3 separate regions of the Homo sapiens genome follow, and regions 1 and 3 are each linked to region 2. Evidence: read pairs that join two places in POLR2A ChIA-PET (ENCODE). Cell type or tissue: OCI-LY7. All regions are shown on one strand. Region 1 overlaps FOXO1 (forkhead box O1). Region 2 has its middle 28 kb from the start of FOXO1. Region 3 has its middle 42 kb from the start of LINC00598.

Region 1 (4,000 bases), 98 kb after region 2:
AATATATCAGAAATGGTCATGAATTCAATCAGAATTTTAGGGAAAGAAATTTATTTGTGTGAATGCCCCTTCTTTAAAGAAACAGTAACAACATCAACAGAAAAGCCCCAAAAACTGAACTAAAAACTACCATCCTGCCCATTTGTTACTGTATTTAATGCATCATACTTGACAAAGTTGCTACCCTGTGCCATATTCCACCTGAAGAGCCAGTTTCGCCGGTGTTCTGTCTGCTCACTTAACCATGAGTAGATTTCCATTTCCCTCCTCTGAACTGGGGCCTCTTTCATTCGCTTGTTCCGTTTTGCCTATCACAGTCTTGACTTGGTAGAGGATTTTATTCCCTGTCAGTCTTCAACCTCTGTTAGCCTATGATTTGAAACTGAGAAAAGTCCAAGTTGGAAATTGAAAACGAGAGCCCGATTCTCTGAGGCTGGGAAAGCCTCTGAGGACTTGGCCCGAGCACCGCCCGCCACCATAACAGGTTAACAGGAAGAATGTGGCTCTGCCTGCCGGCTCCTGGGCACATTCCTTTCTGTTTGGGGACTGAAGTACTGGACACACACATTATTAAATTACTTAATGAAGATTTTGAAGCACACCTCTAATCCCTTTGAAAAGGCCCTTTGAGCTGGAGAAGGGTGTGTGGGCAGTGAGAGAGAGGCGCCTTCACCCTGGTGAACAGGGCCCCTTAGAAGCTCCCAGGGTGCGAGTCAGCAGCGTTCCAAGGCTGACCATTACTTTCTGCCCTGAATTGGCAGAAGAGACTTAGGGGAAAGTTCTTTCTAGGGCAGGACCCTTCACCGGGGGAAGATGTAGGGTTTAGGCTCCAACCTTGACTCAGCATTGCCATTTACCATTTTGGCACAGGACCTTGTTGAAGCCATGACTAAGGGCCTCCAGGTGGTGGGCTGTCCTTTACAGGTCCTGATCACAGTTAGGGATGCAGCTCGGACTGATAAAAAAGGGCCTTGGGCTCTGTCAGAAATGTGTGTAGTTGAATTACATAGGTGATTCTGATAATAAAGATGTTTTTGTGTTCCCACTACCCTCTTATTGGGAAGATGTCTGCCTTAGAAAATAAGAGAACAGGCTCCAAGGCTGGGTGACCAGGAACTCATCTCTGGCAACAAACTCCAATAGCCTTTGTCTTTATCTGTGGTAATAATAATTATAATAGTCCTAATACATTCTGGGGTTATGGTGGTGATTGATTGAGAATGTATAAGGAAAGACTAGATATTAAAGCATTAATCACGTGTAACTGTCTGTAAACAGCGGTTTTGTAGTTTTTTGCTTTTAGTAAATAGGCTCCCCCGTGTGATCAATACTAAACTGACAGCAAAAGAGCAGTCCATTCTTATTAGACCATGCTTGGGGAGATAAGTTGCTGCTGGCTCATGAAGGACACATTCTTCTTGATGTAGGGAGGTGGAATGAGGATTTAGGCGCTGTCTTCCTCCCCTTTGGGGTAGGGTACCTTGCTGTCTTTTGACAGAATGAGGATGAGAGGAGGTGGTAGGAAGGCGGGGGAGGATCAGTGATGAGATGGCACTGGGGACAGTGGAGAGAATGGTTGTGCATATGATTTACGGTCTTTCTTTTCAGTATACTACAGTGCTTAGATGTGTATGCAGAAATCAAGAGTTATCAGTGATGTTTGAAAATTAGATGTTGCTGGCATGGAACTTCCGTTTTCATTGAGAACAGAGCGTGCTTAGTGACGTGTATATTTAGTACAGTAAGACAGTTGCAGAAGGATGGCCCTGATGGTGACAGTGATAATCCTAACCCTAGATGCTCACTGGCTGGGCACAAGTACAGGATCTCACTGGAACCTCACTAGGTATCTGTTGTCCTCCTTTTATAGTTGAGAAAGAGAAAGCTTAAGTAATTTGCCCAAGATCATGTAACTAATAACTGGCAGGGATTTGAGTCAGGATCTCCAAAGCTACATCTCTTCCTAAAGCTAGTTTTAAAATTTCATTTCTCATATATGGAGTAGCCCACAAAGGCTGTATGCAAGGTAGTCTTCAGAAAGCTTACATCTTCACCAAGGCACATGAAACTGCAGAAAGAAGCAATGTTAGGCGTTCCTGATAATAATTATCTGCCTGGATGACAGCAGTCCTGCTTTATGGTCACAGACCCCAGCTTTCTGCCAGAACATGGCTCAGGACTCCTGAAAATCATCCCATTCGGGAGCAAGTGGGTTTAATTTCCTTTTCATGAAAGGAAAGATTAGCTTTCATGCAAACACTTGGTCCATTTGGCCATTTAATAAGAAGACTGAAGTCTCATGTTCCATAACTTTATCAGCCTAAAAGTCCCTTTGTTGTATCATAAACACATAGGCTGAAACCCCTGTCCTTCCAACTCAGAGCAAATTCTGTTGTATTAAATAACCATGCCATGTACTGAATGTTTTTACACTTATTTATTGGACTTGACTCCTACCTCCTTCCCGCAAAAAAAAAAAAAAAAAAAATTAGCTGACATTTCTACAGGGCCTACGACTAACCAGAGGGAAAGAGACTCACATGTCACTGTTTGTAGCCAGCAGTCCAAATTGTGAAATAAACATACTTTGAAATGTGGTCATAAAATACCTCCTGTATTTTATGGCCCACAGAGAAATGACAAATGTTTGAGGTGATATGCTCAGAAGAGCATAGAAGTGATCAGGGTGGGTCATTTTGTTAACCGTTCAAGGATGGAGATTCTGTGTTCAAGGAATCAGAGGAAATTGTGAATTTATTTGAATTTCTGTTACTGTTCACTTGATAATTTTATAGTTGTCTTAGTGGCCCTTCTAACAGAATATGCCCCTTTATGAAATATTACCACCCCTGCCCCGTTTTACCCTGATTTGATCATTATACACTGTATACATGTATCATAGTGTTACTCAGTACTCCATAATTATGTTTAATTATCATGTGTCAGTTTAGATAAAATTGTAGCATGGACCATTGACATCAGTATCACCAGGAAATCTCAGGCCCACCCCCAGACAATACTGAACGAGGATCTGCGTTTTGACAGGATAGATAGATCCCTGATGATCCCTTGTATGTTCAAGTATGAGAAGCACTGATTTTTATGGTACTCAGTCCCCCTCCAACTTACTGGTTAGGCTTATAGAATGGAGGCTTTATTCTTTACAAAGTGTGTCAAGCTCTTTTAAAGCTAGGCTTTAGAGAACAAAAGTCCAAGTGTACCTGTTTAGCATCAGGGCTGTTTTGCATTTCTAGCAAAGTCTGACTTATTAAACCTCCTAATCGCTCCATCTCAGTTTTTTCTGTTTACGTTGTATTTCATTTGCAATGTGAAGCTATTAGGATGTTCCTTTTGTGAGGGAAAAGGAGGGATAGATTCCATCTTAGTTCTCATAAAAGTATAAAAATCAAAACCAAATAAGCATATATAAAGTCTACTGTATGCTGGTGCGGTGGCTCATACCTATAATCTCAGCACTTTGGGAGGTCAAAGTAGGAGGGTCGCTTGAGCCCAGAAGTTTGAGACTAGTCTGGGCAACATAGTGAGACCTTGTCTCTAGAAAAAATAAAAGAAATTAGCTGGCTTGGTGGCTTGCACCTGTAGTCCTAGCTACTTGGGAGGCTGAGGCAAGAGGATAGCTTGAGCCTAGGAGTTGGAAGCTGCAAGTGAGCCATGATTGTACCACTGCATTCCAGCCTGGGTGTCAGAGCAAGACCCTGTCTCTAAAACAGAATCTCCTGTAGATGGCATGGAGGAGAGAAGCCCGTGTGTATTATCCAGAACCCTCGCTCCCTGACGCCTTCTCCCCTGCCTTCATCTTGTGCTCTTTATTGGAGAAAAGTGTGAGGTGAACGCACAGAAAGGTGCTCCCCACTGTGGCAGGTTGAACGTTTGTTTTTGTTAATTAATGTCCATGCATTCTGCTCTTTCAGTAACTAGATTTAGGTAACCTGGGCCTGTTTCCCATCACTTCCTGGCCTTGTGACTGGGCAAATAACTT
Region 2 (4,000 bases):
GAAAATTAATTAGGTCAGGCACGGTGGCTCACGCCTGTAATCCCAGCACTTTGGGAGGCCGAGGCGGGCGGATCACGAGGTCAGGAGCTCGAGACCATCCTGGCTAACATGGTGAAACCCGGTCTCTACTAAAAAAATACAAAAAATTAGCCGGGTGTGGTGGTGGGCGCCTGTAGTCCCGGCTACTCAGGAGGCTGAGGCAGGAGAATGGCGTGAACCCAGGAGGCGGAGCTTGCAGTGAGCCGAGATCGTGCCACTGCACTCCAGCCTGGGCGACAGAGCAAGACTCTGTCTCAAAAAAAAAAAAAAAAAAAAAAACACGAAAATTATTTGTGCACAACACAAGTTTGAAAGTCCTCCAATATTATAAAGATCCTGCCATATAAGTGGATGTACTTTGTTTCAAGGCAGCATAGTGTCATGAATGCAGTTGTCGACTTTTTGTCCAACAAGCTGTGTTTCTGGTCTGTTCTACTCACCTCTCACATTACTCTCACAATATCCATCCATCCACCCATCTCAGATAGAGAGAGAGAGTAAGGATGGATTTGTGTGTGTGTGTGTGTGTGTCTGTGTGTGTGAGAGAGAGAGAGAATGAGAGATCATATTGGAGAAATTCCAATTGCTTTTTTTTTTTTTTTTTTTAGATAGGGTCTCAGGCTCTTATTCTGTCACTAGGCTAGAGCGCAGTGGCATGATCATAGCTTGCTGCAACCTCAAACTCCAGGTTCAGCCTCCCAAGTAGCTGGGAATACAGGTGTATGCCACCACGCCGAACTAATTTTTTTAATTTTTAGTAGAGATGAGGTCTCACTATGTAGCCCAGGCTGGTCTTGAACTCCTGGGCTCAGGTGATCCTCCTGCCTCAGCCTCCCAAAGTGCTGGGATTACAGGCATGAGCCACTGTACCCGGCCTCTAATTGTTTTTATCGCTGCTTCTGTCTTGCATTTACTGTGGCTTCTCAAGTCTACATCACAACCTCTCAGCTCGAAGGGCCACCATCAGCTCATAATTATGTTGTTGTCTCGTAGTTTAAATTCTTGAAAAAGTCAAAATGTAATTGGCCAATCTTGTCTCCATTGGGGCAGAACCTCTCTCCTAATCCACATCCTGGGTCACTGCTCACCCTGCGGATTGGTCCCCTTGGGTGAGGTGCCCTCTCTCAACCTAATTAGCTATTGTGGGAGCATGTGTGGAGTAAAGGGTAATTGGCATGCTAGGCTGCCCCTTTGGAAGCTGTGATGGGACAGTTAAATTAAAAGTTGAGTGTGACAGAAAAATTACCAGACATATTCAATTCACAGCCCTAACTTCCACACCTTCTACCCAAGAGACTTTGTATGTCACTCAATATTGTTCAGCTTCAGGCTGGGCATGGTGGCTCACGCCGGTAATCCTAGCACTTTGGGAGGCCAAGGCGGGCAGATCACTTGAGGTCAGGAGTTCGAGACCAGCCTGGCCAAAATGGCGAGACCCCCGTCTCTACTAAAAATACAAAAATTAGCCAGACATGGTAGCACGTGCCTGTAGTCCCAGCTACAGGGGAGACTGAGGCAGGAGAATCGCCTGAACCCATGAGGTGGAGATTATGGTGAGCCGAGATTGTGTCTATGCACTTCAGCCTGGGCAACAGAGCGAGACTCTGTCTCAGAAAAAAAAAAAAAATCTTCAGTTCCCTTATCTGTAAAAAGGGTGTGCAAATCCTCATGGCAGTTTGCTGTGAGGAGAAAAGGAGTGAGCAGAACATTGAGCCTGCACATGGCAGGTGCTCAGTGAAGAAAAGCAACTACAGTTAACATTCAGACAGAAAGCTGAGTGCTTCATTTACATTTTATCATCTCAATTCTCCAAGCAAGAGTTCCACTATGTTTCTGAAATCTGAATTTCCTGTTGATCAAAAAGCTTATATATGAGGAACGAAGTAGAGTTTTGTCTTTAAATACACCATACTTACTCATTTTTATAAAATAATCTCAACTTATTTTAGGTTAAGAGGGTACATGTGCAGGTTTGTTACCTGGCTATATTGCATGATGCTGAGGTTTAAGGTATGATTTATCTCGTTACCCAGGTACTGAATATAGCGCCTAATATAGTTCATTTTTCAACCCTTGCCCCACCCCAGTAGTCTCCAGTGTCTATTGTTGCCATCTTTATGTCCATAAGCACCCAACATTTAGCTCCCATTTATAAGTGAGAACATGCAGTATTTGGTTTTCTGTTTCTGCATTAATTTGCTTAGGATACTGGTCTCTAGCTGCATCCACGTTGCTGCAAATGACATGCTTTCATTCCTTTTTTTTTTTTTGACAGAGTTTCACTCTCGTTGCCCAGGCTGGAGTGCAATGGTGCAATCTTGTCTCACTGCAACCTCCGCCTCCTGGGTTCAGGCGATTCTCCTGCCTCAGCCTCCTGAGTAGCTGGGATTACAGGCATGCTCCACCATGCCCGGCTAATTTTTGTATTTTCAGTAGCGACAGGGTTTCTCCATACTGGTCAGGCTGGTCTTGAACTCCTGACCTCAGATGATCCACCCTCCTCAGCCTCCCAAAGTGGTGAGATTACAAGTATGAGACACTGCACTCAGCCATTTCATTCCTTTTAATGGCTGTGTAGTATTCTGTGGTGTATACGTACCACGTTTTCTTTATCTGCTCCATTGTTGATGGGAACCTAGGTTGATTCTATGACTTTGCTATTGTGAATCGCACTGCGATGAACATATGAATGAATGTGTTTTTTTGGTAGAACAATTTATTTTATCTATTTATTTATTTTGAGATGAAGTTTTCACTCTTGTTGCCCAGACTGGAGTGCAATGGTGTGATCTCAGCTCACCGCAACCTCTGCCTCCCAGATTCAAGCGATTCTCCTGCCTCAGTCTCTTGAGTAGCTGAGATTACAGGCATGCGCCACCATGCCCGGCTAATTTTGTATTTTTAGTAGAGACAGGGTTTCTCCATGTTGGTCAGGCTGGTCTCGAACTCCCAAACTCAGGTGATCTGCCTGCCTTGGCCTCCCAAAGTGCTGGGATTACAGGCATGAGCCACTGTGCCCAGCCTATTTTTTTTTTTAATATATACCCAGTAGTGGGATTGCTGAGTTGAACAGTAGTTCTAAGTTCTTTGAGAAATCTGCAGACTGTTTTCTACAGTGGTTGAACTAATTTACATTCCCACCAACAGTGTATAAATGTTAGTGGGAATGTAAATTAGTTCTCTGCAGCCTCGCCAGCATCTGTTATTTTTTGACTTGTAATTGATAGCCATTCAGACTGGTGTGAGATGGTATCTCATTGTGGTTTTGATTTGCATTTTTCTGATGATTAATATGATAGGCATTTTTTCATATTTTTTTTTGGCCACTTGTATGTCTTCTTTTGAGAAGTGACTGTTCATATCTTTTGTCCACTTTTTTTTTTTTTGACACGGAGTCTTGTTTTGTTGCCCAGGCTGAAGTGCAGTGGCACAATCTCAGCTCACTGCAACCTCTGCCTCTCAGGTTCAAACAATTCTCCTGTCTCAGCCACTTAAGTAGCTGGGATTACAGGCATGCGCCACCACGTCCCACTAATGTTTGTATTTTTAGTAGAGATGGGGTTTCACCATGTTGGCCAGGCTGGTCTCGAACTCCTGACCTTGTGATTCACCCGCCTCGGCCTCCCAACGTGCTGGGATTATAGGCATGATCCACTGTGTCTGGACTTTTGTCCACTTTTTAATGGGGTTGTTTGTCTGATGCATACTTTGCAAATATTTTCTCCCATTCTATAGGTTGTCCGCATGCTCTTGATAGGTTTTTTTTTTTTGAGACGGAATTTCTCTCTTGTTTCCCAGGCTGGAGTGCAATGGCGCGATCTCGGCTCACTGCAACCTCCGCCTCCCAGGTTCAAGCGATTCTCCTGTCTCAGCTTCCTGAGTAGTTGGGATTACAGGCATGCACCATCACGTCTGGCTAATTTTGTATTTTTAGTAGAGACGGGATTTCTCCATGTTGGTC
Region 3 (4,000 bases), 170 kb after region 2:
TTTCTGCATATAGACTATGTACATATTTTGTCAGAGTTATACATAAATTTTCTTTTTTTTAGTGCTATTGTAAATTATATTGTTTTTTTCAACTTCAAATTATGATTTTTTAATTGCTGGTATAGAAAAACAATGGACTGTTCTATAGTAAGTCTGCAAACTTGCTATATTAGCTTGTTAGTCCTAAGAGATTTTTAGTGATTCTTTGGGATTTTCTGTATAGACAATTATGTCATCTGTGAACAAAGACAGTTTTATTTCCTCCTTCATATTCTACATACCTTTTCTTTCCTTTGCCTGTCTTATTGCACTAGCTAAGTCTTCTAGTACAATGCTGATTATGAGTAATGAGAAAGGACACCCTTACCTTGTTCCCAAGGTACTTAGAGGAAAGTGTCTAGTTTTTCATCATTAAATATAATAGCTGCAGGATTTTTGAGGGTTTTTTTTTATTTATCAAGTTGAGGTAGTTTCTCTCTGTTCCCAGTTTGCTGAGAGTTTTAAAAATCATAAGTGAGTGTTGGGTTTTGTCAAATGACTTTTATCCATCAATTAATAAAATCTTATGATTTTTCTTCTTTAGTCTGTTAATATGGTAAATTACATTGATTGAGTTTTGAATGTTGAACCAGCCTTGCATATCTGGAGGAAGAAGTCCCACTTGGCCATGGTTTATAATCCTTTTTATACATTGTCGAATTCAATTTACTAATGTTTTATTGAGGATTTTTGCATCTGTGTTCATGAGAGATACTGGTCTGTATCTGGTAATCTGTATTCCTTTCTGGTAATATATTTTTTTCATTAAATTTTTTTATTGACAATAATAATTATACATATTTATGGGCTACATATTGAAGTTGCAATACATATAATATATAATGATCAGATCAGGGTAATTAGCATTCCATTATCTCAAAGATCATTTCCTTGTATTGGGAACCTTCAATATCCTCCTTCTAGCTATTTTAAACTATATATTATTGTTAACTATAGTCATCCTACAGTGTTAGAGAATACTAGAACTTATTCCTCCTTAAGGTAATGTTGACTTTTTAGAATGAGTTAGGAAGTGTTCTCTCTGCTTCAGTTTTTCTGGAAGAGATTGTGGAGAATTAATATCATTTCTTCCTGACATGTTTGGTAGAATTCACCATCTGGGCCTAGTGCTTTCGTTGTAGAAGGTTATTAATTATTTATTCAATTTATCTTATAGATATAAATGTATTCAGATTATCTGTTTCTCCTTTGTGAAATATGATAGTTTGTGTCTTTAAGGAATTGGTACATTTCATCTAAGTTATCAAGTTTGTGGGCATAAAATTTTTCATAACATTCCTTTATTGTCCTTTTAATTTCCATGGCATTAATAGTGACAATTCTTACCATTTTTAAATGGACTTCTAAATTTTATCATTAGTAGTTGTAAAGAATTAACTTTCTATATATTGTAAAATGTATTGCTTTTGCTGAAAAATTAAATGATTATATATTTTCTTAAAATGTATCTAATGGGCCAGGCGCGGTGGCTCACGTCTGTAATCCCAGCACTTTTGGAGGCCAGGGCGGGCAGGTCACAAGGTCAGGAGATCTAGACCATCCTGGCCAATGGTGAAACCCCGTGTCTACTAAAAATACAAAAATTAGCTAGGCGTGGTGGCATGTGCCTGTAGTCCCAGCTACTCAGGAGGCTGAGGCAAGAGAATCCCTTGAACCCATGAGGTGGAGGTTGCAGTGAGCTGAGATCGCACCACTGCACTCCAGCCTAGTGACAAAGCGAGACTCCTTCTCAAAAAAAAAAAAAAAAAGTATCTAATGGAATCTAAATGTCATATTAATTTAATATCTACCATCATCTATTTATCTATTTATTTAAAAAGCTCATAAAAAAGGTCGTCTTTATTGGAAATATTACATCAGTTTTCTTTTATTTTACTTTAAATTGATAAATAAAATTATATCTGGTTATCGTGTACAACATGATTTGAAACGTATACATTGTGGAATGGCTCAGTTGAGCTAATTAAAATATGCATTATCTCACATACTTACCATTTTTAGTGGTGAGAACACCTAACATCATCCCATTTTCTCTCCGAACTTGTATTTCCATTTTACTCCTCCCCCAGATTTTTATCTTAATATATCTTATTTTTATGCTTAGAAACCTTAATAATTTCTTGTAACATAAAAAGCACAATTTCATGGGAAATGCATCTTGTTATGAAATAGTCTAGGTCTCCCTTTTAAATCATAATTAGTTCATATACCCATGGCTGAGTATGACTTACTGCTTGAATGATACAAGGCTCAACACCAATTATATTACTATCTTGGTTTTTGTAGATGGAAGTCCTAAAGAAATCTTGTCTGCATCCCTAAGAAGATAAGCATGGAAAGTTTCTGTTAGAGCAGTGTTACTCAAGTCTCTGAATTCCTTCTGAGTTAAACGCCAGAAATCACTTGGTGATCTTTCATCAAAATTATTTTTAGGTATCTATCATGAATAACTCTATTAGAGACTCCTTTCATTTTGTTGAAAGTAATGAGTTAGAAACTACTTGAATTGCAAAAAGATATTTTATTAGTCATCAGAGTCATTGCACTTTCTCAAAAACAACCTCAACATTCAAATAAACCTTTGCCAGTCACCCTGGAGGTTTTGCATAGACAATGCATCATTATAAGATTTGAAATGAGGGTCAAGTAAATATTTCTTTTGTAAGGTGGGAAAAGGATCTCTTATGAAAGCAGGGGTGAGAAATGGCTTGACCGTAGTGATACTCAAATTTAGGAATGAATGCAGGCAGAGCTTGAGGCTCATGAAAATTATTTCCCTTAAACTACCTAAGTGCCCAGGTACTCCTTGGAAAGATTTTGTGAACCGAGGAGCAAGCACCTTATTTTGAAGACCCATCTATGGAAAAGGCAGGAAGGCATCCTTGATAAGATGGCATTTGATAATAGACCTGAAGGAAATGCAGGTGAAACCATGTGGCTACTGGGGGAAGAGAAATCCAGGCAGAAGAAACCTCAAGGGCAAAAACACTGAGGCAGGAGTGGTCTTGGAATGTTCTGGAAACAGCGAGAAGACCAGTGTTGGTTGTAGCAGACTGAATAAGGGAAAGAGTGGTAGAATATGAGGTCAGAGAGATAAGCAGCAGCATGTTAGGTTTTGGAGTCCAAGGTAGAAATTTGGGATTATATTATGAGTGAGATGAGAAGAACGACTTTCCACTGGAGGGTTTTGAGTTTGGGGGTGACATGACCTGGCTTTAATTTTAAAAGGCTCACTCTGGCTGCTGTGTTACTTAGTACATGGAAATATTGTTGCCTTTATCATTTCTGGGTAGTTTTGCTGACATTCTTTTTCTGGGTTCACAACTGTGATGGCAGTTTTAGCTGTGCAGGATTATGAAAATGATCTGACCCCTGAGGAATTTGGGATATCAGTTTGGCCTGGGTGTGGTTCTCTTCTGCTTTGTGGGCTCAGAACTCTTGTATTCCAAAGGAAGCCATCTTCTTTCTGGCCGTCAGCCCATTGCACTTGAGCCATAAATGTTGGGGTTTGGGCACCAGATAAATGTAGTAGGGTCTCGGCTGATGACCTGCAGAAGCAGATCATGGAATTATAGAAGCTATTGTAGGTCAGTTCCCAGGAAACAGACTGAAACTCAGATTTGTGTGTGAGAAGTTTATTGGGGAGTGCTCTTTTGAACATTACCTGTAAGGAGTAAGGAAAGCAGTAGTGCGCAGAGGGGAGTACTGGACTCTGATACAGTTGCAGCAGAGGCCCTGACCATCCTAAAGAGGGATGGCCTTTTAGAATTGTCTCAAATGAAGCATGAGGCCTGGGCCTTAACACCTTCCACATCAACTAGTCAATGGTTGTGGGTGGGCCCTGGAAAAGGGATGTGCTTGGGCCAAGAGTCATTCTTGGGGAGAAACTTAACTGTGAGCCATCAGCTGCCAAGACTCCAGGCAACCTGGGAAATGAGTG

The links. ChIA-PET counts read pairs that join two places held together with the same protein. Peaks named below come from ENCODE experiments on the same cell type or tissue, not always from the same donor. Only the 100,000 strongest peaks of a DNase experiment are listed, where the experiment ranks them.
Region 1: POLR2A ChIA-PET joins it to region 2 with 5 read pairs; 5 of 35 experiments call an interaction of 5 or more read pairs at or near these places.
Region 3: POLR2A ChIA-PET joins it to region 2 with 6 read pairs; 2 of 35 experiments call an interaction of 5 or more read pairs at or near these places.

The regions. Positions count from the first base shown.
Region 1 is chr13:40,594,427-40,598,426 of GRCh38, reverse strand. The region is part of intron 1 of FOXO1 (forkhead box O1); the gene reads left to right. Among named protein-coding and RNA genes, the nearest start is that of FOXO1, 70 kb to the left of the region's middle. In OCI-LY7, CTCF peaks have their summits at 1,329, 3,604 and 3,899; a DNase peak (open chromatin) is centred at 1,716; H3K4me3 peaks cover 1,184 bases; H3K27ac peaks cover 3,488 bases.
Region 2 is chr13:40,692,378-40,696,377 of GRCh38, reverse strand. No RefSeq gene overlaps it. Among named protein-coding and RNA genes, the nearest start is that of FOXO1, 28 kb to the right of the region's middle. In OCI-LY7, no CTCF peak of the experiment used is centred here; DNase peaks (open chromatin) are centred at 1,737 and 3,265; H3K4me3 peaks cover 807 bases; H3K27ac peaks cover 3,158 bases.
Region 3 is chr13:40,521,046-40,525,045 of GRCh38, reverse strand. No RefSeq gene overlaps it. Among named protein-coding and RNA genes, the nearest start is that of LINC00598, 42 kb to the right of the region's middle. In OCI-LY7, no CTCF peak of the experiment used is centred here; no DNase peak of the experiment used is centred here; H3K4me3 peaks cover 103 bases; H3K27ac peaks cover 531 bases.